Linked DNA regions of Homo sapiens: region 2 is linked to region 1. Evidence: chromatin contacts called from ENCODE Hi-C or POLR2A ChIA-PET data. All regions are on one chromosome and are shown on one strand. The core of a region is the stretch at or near the end of the contact, and the rest is flanking DNA. Distances in the headings are between cores, read along the strand shown.

Region 1 (4,587 bases), core at 1,418-3,917:
GTGCTAGCGGTGAGAAAGGCTTTGTGAGCGTGTGACCTGCCGATCCAGGCACAGGAGGGGATCTCCTGGTCTGTTGGTTGCTAAGACTGTGGGAAAAGTGCAGTATTTGGGCAGGAGTGTATCATTCCTCCAGGTGCAGTCTGTCATGTCTTCCCTTGGCTAGGAAAGGGAAATCCCCCAACTCCTTGTGCTTCCTCTATGAGGAGACACACTGCCCTGCTTCAGTTTGCCCTCCATTGTCTGCACCCACTGTCCAACTAGCCGCAGTGAGATGAACCATGTACCTCAGTTGGAAATGCAGAAATCACCCATCTGTGTCGATCTCTCTGGGAGTAGCAGACCAGAGCTGGTCCTATTTGGCCATCTTGGAAGCCTCCCTGTTGTTCTTTTTTTTTTTTTTTAGAGATGGGGTCTTATTATTTTGCCCCAGCTGAATTTTTACCTCTGGGTTCAGACAATCTTCCTGCCTCAGCCTCCTGAATAGCTGGGACTATAGTCATTCACTACCACACCCAACTCAATTTTGGAAGTTTTTAAAGTGCATTATCACTTTAAATATTTTTCTGCATCAAACTTTCTTTCCTTTTGGGATTCGGATGATGTGAATAGTAGGTCTTTTAATATTTTGCCACAAGTCTCTAAGATTCTGTTTATTGTATTTTTCTAGAATAAAATTTTGTTGTTCAGATAATTTCAAGTTTACTGATTCTTTCCTCTGTGATGACCATCCTCTATTGAGTCCATCCAGTGAGTTGCTATTTTGATTGTTGTATTTTTTTTAGTTCTAAAATTTTCATTTCATTCTTTTTTAATATTTAAGATTTTTGCAAACATAAGGTGTAATAAATTACATGTCCAAACCTATTCAAATCCTGCCCTGTTTGTGTCTACAAGTTCTAGTACTGCTGCTTTGGAAATCCAACTACCACCACCATTGGGTTTGCCAGCAGAATTATCTGAAGCAGCAGAAAGGTGCCCTCTTTCTCATTCTGTTGCCCAAGTCTTAATCCCATCTGGATCTAAATCATATTTTAAAATTCAGCTGCAAGCAGTCTGAGAAATGTCATTTTGTTTTAGTTTCCTGTTTCTGCATTATAGAAAGGCATAAGGAAAAGGGCTGTAAGGTTGTTGAGGTAGTTGCTCTGCAATGTCTGCCTTAGACATATAGGTGGTAGAAAGATGAATGGAAATGCCAGAATTCTTCATCCTATGAATAATGATATCATAAGTGTCATCAACCTCACATTTTGAATACTGCTTTTTTGATGATGTGTCTTTTTTGCATTAGTGAGTTAAACTCCTATCTTGAAATTGTTTCCAGAGCTTGTGTTTTCTCCTTTGAATAGTATTGATTATAATAATATTGTGATGATGAATGATCTGTTGTGCTTGAATAGTGGAAACAGTATTAAATACAGTCATGTATTGCATTACAGCATTTTGGTCAACAATGAACTGCTTACACTAAAGTGGTTGAATAAGATTATAACAGAGCTGAATAATTGCTATCACCTAGTGACACTGTAGCCATCCAAATGTAGTAGGGCAAGGCACTACTCACATGTTTATAGTGATGCTGGTGTAAACAAACCTACTGTGCTGCCAGGAATATATAAGTGTAGCACATACAGTTATGCATAGTACATAATACTTGGTAATGATAATAAACAACTATGTTACTGGTTTATGTTTTATTATATTATACTTTTTATTGTAATTTTAGAGTGCATTTCTTCTACTTATTAAAATCAAAAAAGCTAACTGTAAAACAGCCTCAGGCAGCTCCTTCGGGAGGTATTCCAGAAGAAGGCATTGTTATCATAGGAGATGACAGCTCCATGCATGTTACTACCTGTGAAGACCTTCCAGTTGGACAAGATTTGGAAGTGGAAGACAGTGATATTAATGATCCTGATCCCCTGTAAGCCCAGACTAATGTGTGTGTTTGTGTCTTAGTTTTTAGCAAAAAAGTTTAAAAAGTAAAAAAAAATGCCTAATAATAGAAAAACCTTATAGAATAAGTATATAAAGGAAAAAAGTGTTCGTGTTTTAAGCTAAGTGTAGTTATGAGAGAGTTAAAAAGTTAAAAAATTACGAAGTCTATGAAGAAAAAATTACAGTAAGCTAAGGTTAATTTACTACTGAAGAAAACTAAAAAGAATAAATTTAGCATAGCCTAAGTGTGCACAGTTTAAACATTACTGACACTACTGTAGTGTACAGTATTGTCCTAAGCCTTCATTCATTACTCACTCACAAATTCACCCAAGCCAATACTAGTTCTGTAACCTCCATTCATGGTAAGTGCTCTATTCAGGTATATCATTTTTAATATTTTATAACCTATATTTACTGTACTTTTTCTGTATTGAGCTATGTGTAGATACACACAAATACCATTTTGTTACAACTACCTACAAAATTCAGTTCAATCGCATGCTGTACAGATTTGCAGCCTATGAGCAATACCCTAGGAGCATAGTAGGCTACACAATCTAGGTTTATGTAGGTACACTCTGCGATGTTCACATGACAAAATAGCCTAACAACACATTTCTCAGAATATGTCCCTGTGCTTAAATGACTCATGACTGTAATAGTGAATCCAGTAGGTTGTTAAGCTGAGTAAAACCATTTATATTAAAAACATTCACTCTCAGCTAGAGCATTGTCATAGTGAAGAAAATAGTCCTGTGTGGCAGTTCCTGCCAAGTGCCTCACCCCAGACTTCCTGCAATGCCTCAATCATTAACTCAGTTATTTTTTGAACATTTAACATGCACAATGACTATGCACAATGTTATAACATTTAGAATTTATATTTATGTATTGCTTTATCACTCTTTTACAATGTGCCTTTCCGTTTATTTTATCTCATGTAATATTCACAACCAGTTTATTTTTCAAAAGAAACTGAGACCTAAAGACTTTACTAAGAATACTCACCAAAATGAATATGCTCCATTGGTTATTTGATTTTGTCAAATGTATTCACTATGATCAATGCCATTCATATTCTAAAATTTAATAAATTTTGTCTTTACTTGTTATTTTTTGATATACATGGTATTTGAATTATGTGGAAATGAGAACATTCTGATAAAGATCTTGTTACTTTCCTATGAATCAGAGGGGAAATGCTGTATTTTATAAGTAACGGCTATTATCCTCCAATGTTGAACAGCTTCCTCTAAAATATTTCTATAAAAATGGTACCTTACATTTCATCTTGCTCAAAATGCATTGGATAATATATTTCTCCCATTCAACAATGAGTCTACTTTATAAGTCACACACAAAACAGTTCATTATTTAGTGTTACACTCATAAATTTAGTCATGACAAAGTTGCCAGTGCTATATAATTTTATTTGGCTTAGATTATAAAGATTTTATATGTCATTGAATCCATCTATATTCTTTTGTCTTTTTGCGTTTCTTTTACTCACATAATCTATCAAAAGGGACAAAATATGATTGAGTGTTTATGTAATTCATAATTTTATATTTTGAAAAATTCTAACTTTTTCTAACCAAATATTTAAAAATGAAATTTATCTGCATACCAATCATCATATCTCTGAAACATTCTAATGGATTTTTCACAAAATAATTTTTTAAACCTAAAAGTTGATATAGTTCTGATTAAACAGTTTGTTAGCTTTCTTTTCTTGGTGTAAATCACCAAAATAAAGAGTCAAGGACATATGTTTCTCTCTCTCTTCCCATCCATCCATCCATCCATCCATCCCTCCCTCCCTCCCTCCCTCTCATTTAATCCATCACCCAGTTTTTACTTTTGTGGTGATTTGTGGCATTCTAGATGTTATTGAGGAACCAATGGTTATAAAATAGAAGATAGAGTTAAAGCAAGATAAATATGGCCTGAGAAAGACTCCATACTTCTATATTTGAGTCCTTGTGGATGAACTGTAACCTATCTTAATAGTCAGACACAATTGAAAACCTAACTTAATAGTAGGCACCTGTAACAATGGCTGAGTGTTGGCCAATCCCAGTGGCTATACCACTCATAGACTGCTGAATGTTCAAACTGCATTCAAATAAGGCAAACACCAAGCTGTAACCAATCTCACTGTTTCTGTACCTAATTTCCGATTCCTGTTTGTCACTTTAACTTTTTTGTCTATAAATTTGTTCTGACCACAAGGACCACGAGGCACCCCTGGAGTCTCTGTGAATCTGCTGTGATTCTGGGGGCTGCCCGATTTGCAAATCTTTCATTGCTTAATTAAACTCCTTTAAATTAATTTGGCTGAAGTTTTTCTTTTCTCAGATGGTGTCAGGAGTAGGATCCGAAGTGGAGCTTCCAGTGACCCCCAGAAGTGCTGAGTGAACACTCAAGATACCTGCAGGACTCACTTGTGTCCATTGATCTCTCAGAGCAGCTGGGGATCACGGTTAAGCTCCCTCTCAGATTTTGGAGCTCCACGGATTTGCGTTTTGAGCTCTCCGAGTTTCTTTGAGCAGATTTCTGATCCAAACTGGGTTTAGAGTTGTGACAGAAACTGGACTGGGTCCAAGAATGGATTTGATCTGGGAATTAACTGGTTTGAATCCAGTTAGA
Region 2 (5,107 bases), core at 344-2,843, 110 kb before region 1:
TAAATGTTTGGCAGAATTTATCGGTAAAGCCATCTGGACCTGGAGTTTTGTTGTGTGAATAGCTTTTTATTATAAATTCAATCTCTTTACTTGTTATAGGTGTATTCAGAATGTGTATTTCTTCTTGAGTCAGTTTTGGTAGTCTGTGCTTTTCTAGGAACTTGTCCCTTTTATTGGTATACAATGGTTCATAGTATTTGTTTATTATTCTTTCTATTCCTGCAAAGTTATTATTAATTTCTCCTCTTTCATTTCTGATTCTAGTAATTTGAAATGTTAGTATTATGTAATTTTTTGTTGGTCAATCTAGTTAAAAGTTTGTCAATTTTGTTGATTTTCATTATTTGTTTTATTATTTTTCTCTATTTTCTCTATGTTATTTATTTCCATGCTGATCTTTAGTTTTCCCTTCCTTCTTCTTGCTTTAGGTTTAGATTTCTCTTCTTTTTCTAATGTCTTAAGGTTGTTTGAAGATTAGGTTATTTATTCGAGATCTTTATTCTTTTCTAACATAGGTATTTACAACTGTAGGTGTTTCTGTAAGAACTTATTCAGCTAAATTCTATGTGTTTTGGTATGTTGTATTTTCATTTTATTCATCTCAAAATATTTTCTAATTTCCTCTTTGATTTTTTCTTTAACCCATTATCTGTTGAGAAGCAAATTTCTGTGTTATTGATTCCTAATTTCATTCCATTGTGGTCAGAGAATATGCTTTGATTTCAGCCCTTTAAAATGTAGCAAGATTCATTTTATGGCCTAGTGTATGTTCTTTCCTGAGGAATGTTCCATGTGTACGTTACAGGAATACATATTCTCCCTGATTGGTGGAGTATTTTATACAGAGATGTATGTTATGTCTTGTTAGTTTGTAGTGTTATTGAAGTCTTCTATTTCCTTGTTGATCCTCTGCCTATTTGTTCTATCCATTGAAAGTGGAATATGGAAATCCCCAACTATTCTTGCTGTGGTATTTAATTTTTAATTTGGAAGACAAGTTCATTCTACTTCATTCATTAGACCTGAGTCTGAATAATTTTGGATATTTCCAAAACAAAATACATGTCCCATGCCCACATTATATTAAAGACGTGTTAGTTATCCTTTATCATAGTTTATACTGAATTAATATACTGAGCCTGAATGAATGAAGGTTCATTTCAATATTCCAAGGAGCAATGGCAAGCAGGGGCATATACAGAGCTGAATCATTACACAAAATTTTTAAAACAATACTCTTTCCAACTATATTTATTATGAAAGTTTAGTATGGCAGCTACACTGGACATCATGCTGGATCTCGAACCTAACCACCATTCACAGTAATGTTTCTGTTGCAATTTGTATCCAAGTTCAAAACACTAATCTACATACTTTTAAAACACAATTAGCTCAAACACTTGAGTCTGCCTGGACTTTGAGTTCCTGCCAGGTTAAATGTTTAACTTTTGTGGCCCCAAATCTCATGAAACAACAAGGCTTTCTTGAAGCCCTTTCATACTAGCTATTGCTATGCATACAATGTATTTCAAAACAGTTCAGATGTTAGAGAGGAAGTGAGCAGCACCACAGGGAAGGAGAATTCATGTCGTGATAGCAAACAAATAGTACATTTTAATCATATGATGTCGTGGGCTTCTCAGACTACAGCTAGTATTTGATGTCTTATTACTTTATGTTGTTCCTTGGGGATACCAAAGATTGAGGCAGTTTCTCTCCCAAGGATTAAAGCTGGGTGAACTTATTTTGGGAACTAATACTTTGATAAAAAAAATAGATGTCATACTGACCTGTTAGTGATTATGGCATTCAGTGTAGACTATAGATTTAAAGATTATGACAGTTGATACTTTATCAACAATAAAACACATTTATATTTTATGTCCAATTTATGGTGCTTTTATAATCATAGCAACCCTCAGACAGACAGGGCTGGGCATGAAGTACCTGAAAGGGGGTGCGGGAGGAGGCAGTAGTAACATGTACAGTGCTATTGTACTAGCATAGACTTCCGTGTCTGGCTCTGCCTCCCAGTCTGTCCTTGTTATATTACCTTTATGTTTCCAGGATGTCCTTGGTGATAGCAAGCGTGGCTGGATGTGAACTGAGGGGGCAGCAGGATTTTTTTTTTTTTTTTTTGCTCTAACCTTTGTGAGATCTAGCTGAGTGCCAGAGGCAGAGGAAATTTGTTCTCTGAAAGGAGGTGGTGTGGTTGGAAATATGTGGGATGGGTGTTAACAACATCTAGTTTCTTTCCTGCCAGTTGCCCCGCCTCTTTCTCATAAGCTTTTCTAAGACATCTCTGTGCTTCTATTAATAAATTTTCCATTGTTGAGCATTAACGGAACTTAAAAATCAGTTAAACTGTGCAAACAAAAGTTAGCTCTATGATCAAGTCCTACAATACCCTAAAGACAGAGCTGCGAGGAGAACGCAGGTATCCACAATCCAATACTGTCCTTCCAGTAGCCCCTGGTAGACCAATTCATCCCTCTTTTCTGGCATCTACCCTCTGTTTTGTAAGGCTAGGAGGTTCCATGATGATTAAAAATATGTTCTGAGACATTCTTCTTTTTTATTTTAAACACACACACCCTTTCGTTAGCCACCGAAATGTTTTTTTCTCTGAGACACGTCTGGCCTCTTGATTTTTTGAAAGTCTTCCCTCAAATTCTCCTTTTCTTGATGTCATGGCCTTTCTGCCTTTCAGCTGGAATCCAACCTCTTATCCGTAACACATATTAGATAGTGGTGTGTAAGTGGGACAATGAATTCATGTGGCATGGAATCTAATTTTGTAGACTTCGTATTTTTGCTTAGGAGCTACTTAGGTTACATTCTGTTGTTTGTCCACAAAAAAAGTCAATGCCAAGAGAAATGTGATGTACAGCCCTGTTGCACATTGAATAGCTTACTGGGGTCATTGTAGTCCTCACACCTGTCTGCAGTGAAGCTGGCAGTCCCAGGAATATGGTTTCTCCTGGAAAGTCAGAAAAAAGTAGTGTGCTCCCCAGATCTTGTCCACTCACCCTTTAACTTTCTGTGGACATCTAAGTTTGTTGTAATCCTACTCACTTGAAATATTCATCACTGGAAATTCCTAACTTGAAGTCATGCATTATTCTGTTTAAGGATCCAAGGAAACATCATTTTAAGACACATTATTATTGAGAATGAACCTTATGTTGACAAAGTTAGAACAACCTCTTGAGAGGGTTTATAATCACAATGACCTTTTCGGTTCTACCTATGAGGTCACCAACTGATGGAAAAACAAAAAAATTAGTTTCTTTGACTAGTTTCTGTTTGGAATGCTTTCAGACAAGGCAGAAAAAGGGAAATTTAGGAATTAAACATAATTTACAAGCAATAAGAAAATTCCTACTGATAATTTCCCTAGGCATACTCAGGGAGCCCAGGTAAACAGAAAAGGGATTTTTTTAAAGTGAATTTCAAAAGGATTTAATCAGAGTGAAGTCCCAGAATGGAATAGGGAGGGAGAATGTTGTTATACAGAAGAATGATATTCTTTTTTTAAAAGGGTCATAGAGAATACAAGAAGAGGTAGCAGTAGGGCTCTGATAAGCTTAAAGAAGTTATGCTGCTTTTCATTTTATCCTGTTAGTTGATGCTGACCTCTGCTAGGAGACTGAATCACTGGAGTTAGGTTAGGCTTATGTTGTCCAATACGGTAGCCACTAGTCACATGTGGCTACTGGAACACTTGATATGTGGCTAGTCTAAATTGAGATATACTGTAAGTGTGAAATAGTCACTGTATTTTAGTATGAAAATTTAGTGTGAATAAAGACTTAGTATAAAAAGAGTGCAACAAACTGATAATTCTAAAAAATTGACTACATGTTGGAGCAATAATATTTTGAACATATTAGGTTAAGTAAAATATATTATTGAAGTTAATGTCACTTATTTCTTTTTTACCCTTTTTACTAGAAAACTAAAAATTATACACATGGTGGCCGGGCGTGGTGGCTCACGCCTGTAATCCCAGTACTTTGGGAGGCTGAGATGGGCAGATCACAAGGTCAGGAGATGAAGATCATCCTGGCTAACACAGTGAAACCCCGTCTCTACTAAAAATACAAAAAATTAGCCAGACGTGGTGGTGTGTCTGAACTGGTGGGTTCTTGGTCTCACTGACTTCAAGAATGAAGCTGCGGACCCTCGCGGTGAGTGTTACAGCTCTTAAGGTGGCGCATCTGGAGTCTGTCCCTTCTGATGTTCAGATGTGTTCGGAATTTCTTCCTTCTGGTGGGTTTGTGGTCTCGCTGGCTCAGGAGTGAAGCTGCAGACCTTTGCGATGAGTGTTACAACCCTTAAGGTAGCGCGTCTGGAGTTGTTCCTTCCTCCCGGTGGGCTCGTGGTCTTGCTGGGCTCAGGAGTGAAGCTGCAGACCTTCGTAGTGAGTGTTACAGCTCATAAAAGCAGCGTGGACCCAAAAAGTGAGCAGTAGCAAGATTTTATTGCAAAGAGCGAAAGAACAAAGCTTCCACAGTGTGGAAGAGGACCGGAGTGGGTTGCCACTGCTGGCTCTGGCAGCCTGCTTTTATTCTCTTATCTGGCCCCCACCCACATCCTGCTGATTGGTAGAGCCTAGTGGCCTGTTTTGTCAGGGCGCTGATTGGTGCGTTTACAATCCCTGAGCTAGATACAAAGGTTCTCCACCTCCCCATCAGATTAGTTAGATGTAGAGTTTCAACACACAGGTTCTCCAAGGCCCCACCAGAGGGCCCCACCAGAGCAGCTAGATACAGAGTGTCCATTGGTGCATTCACAAACCTTGAGCTAAACACAGGGTGCTGATTGGTGTGTTTACAAACCTTGAGCTAGATACAGAGTGCTGATTGGTGTATTTACAATCCCAGAGCTAGACATAAAGACTCTCCACGTCCCCACCAGACTCAGGAGCCCTGCTGGCTTCACCTAGTGGATCCCGCACCGGGGCTGCAGGTGGAGCTGCCTGCCAGTCCCGCGCCATGCGCTCGCATTCCTCAGCCCTTGGGTAGTCGATGGGACTGGGTGCCGTGGAGCAGGGGGTGGTGCTCGTTGGGGAGGCTTGGGCCGCACAGGAGCCCATGGAGTGGGT

What was found. Hi-C counts contacts between places; a loop is a spot of excess contacts on that map. ChIA-PET counts read pairs that join two places held with the same protein, here RNA polymerase II (POLR2A). Pooled maps may share reads with other maps.
Region 2: a map of natural killer cell shows a loop between it and region 1 (4-fold over the local background). The contact joins two enhancer-like sites. A Hi-C loop is called at or near these places in 1 of 168 maps with a recorded cell type or tissue (natural killer cell), 1 of 37 single-sample maps with no recorded cell type and 7 of 50 pooled maps. POLR2A ChIA-PET finds 5 or more read pairs at or near these places in 2 of 52 experiments (activated CD4-positive, alpha-beta T cell and activated T-cell).

The regions. Positions count from the first base shown.
Region 1 is chr5:40,331,696-40,336,282 of GRCh38, reverse strand. No RefSeq gene overlaps it. Among named protein-coding and RNA genes, the nearest start is that of LINC00604, 94 kb to the right of the region's middle. Within about 2 kb of position 2,667, at least 3 of the 41 ENCODE cell types and tissues checked have a DNase peak (open chromatin) inside an H3K27ac peak, as active enhancers do.
Region 2 is chr5:40,438,942-40,444,048 of GRCh38, reverse strand. No RefSeq gene overlaps it. Among named protein-coding and RNA genes, the nearest start is that of LINC00604, 200 kb to the right of the region's middle. RefSeq lists a silencer at 1,968-2,262. Within about 2 kb of position 1,593, at least 5 of the 41 ENCODE cell types and tissues checked have a DNase peak (open chromatin) inside an H3K27ac peak, as active enhancers do.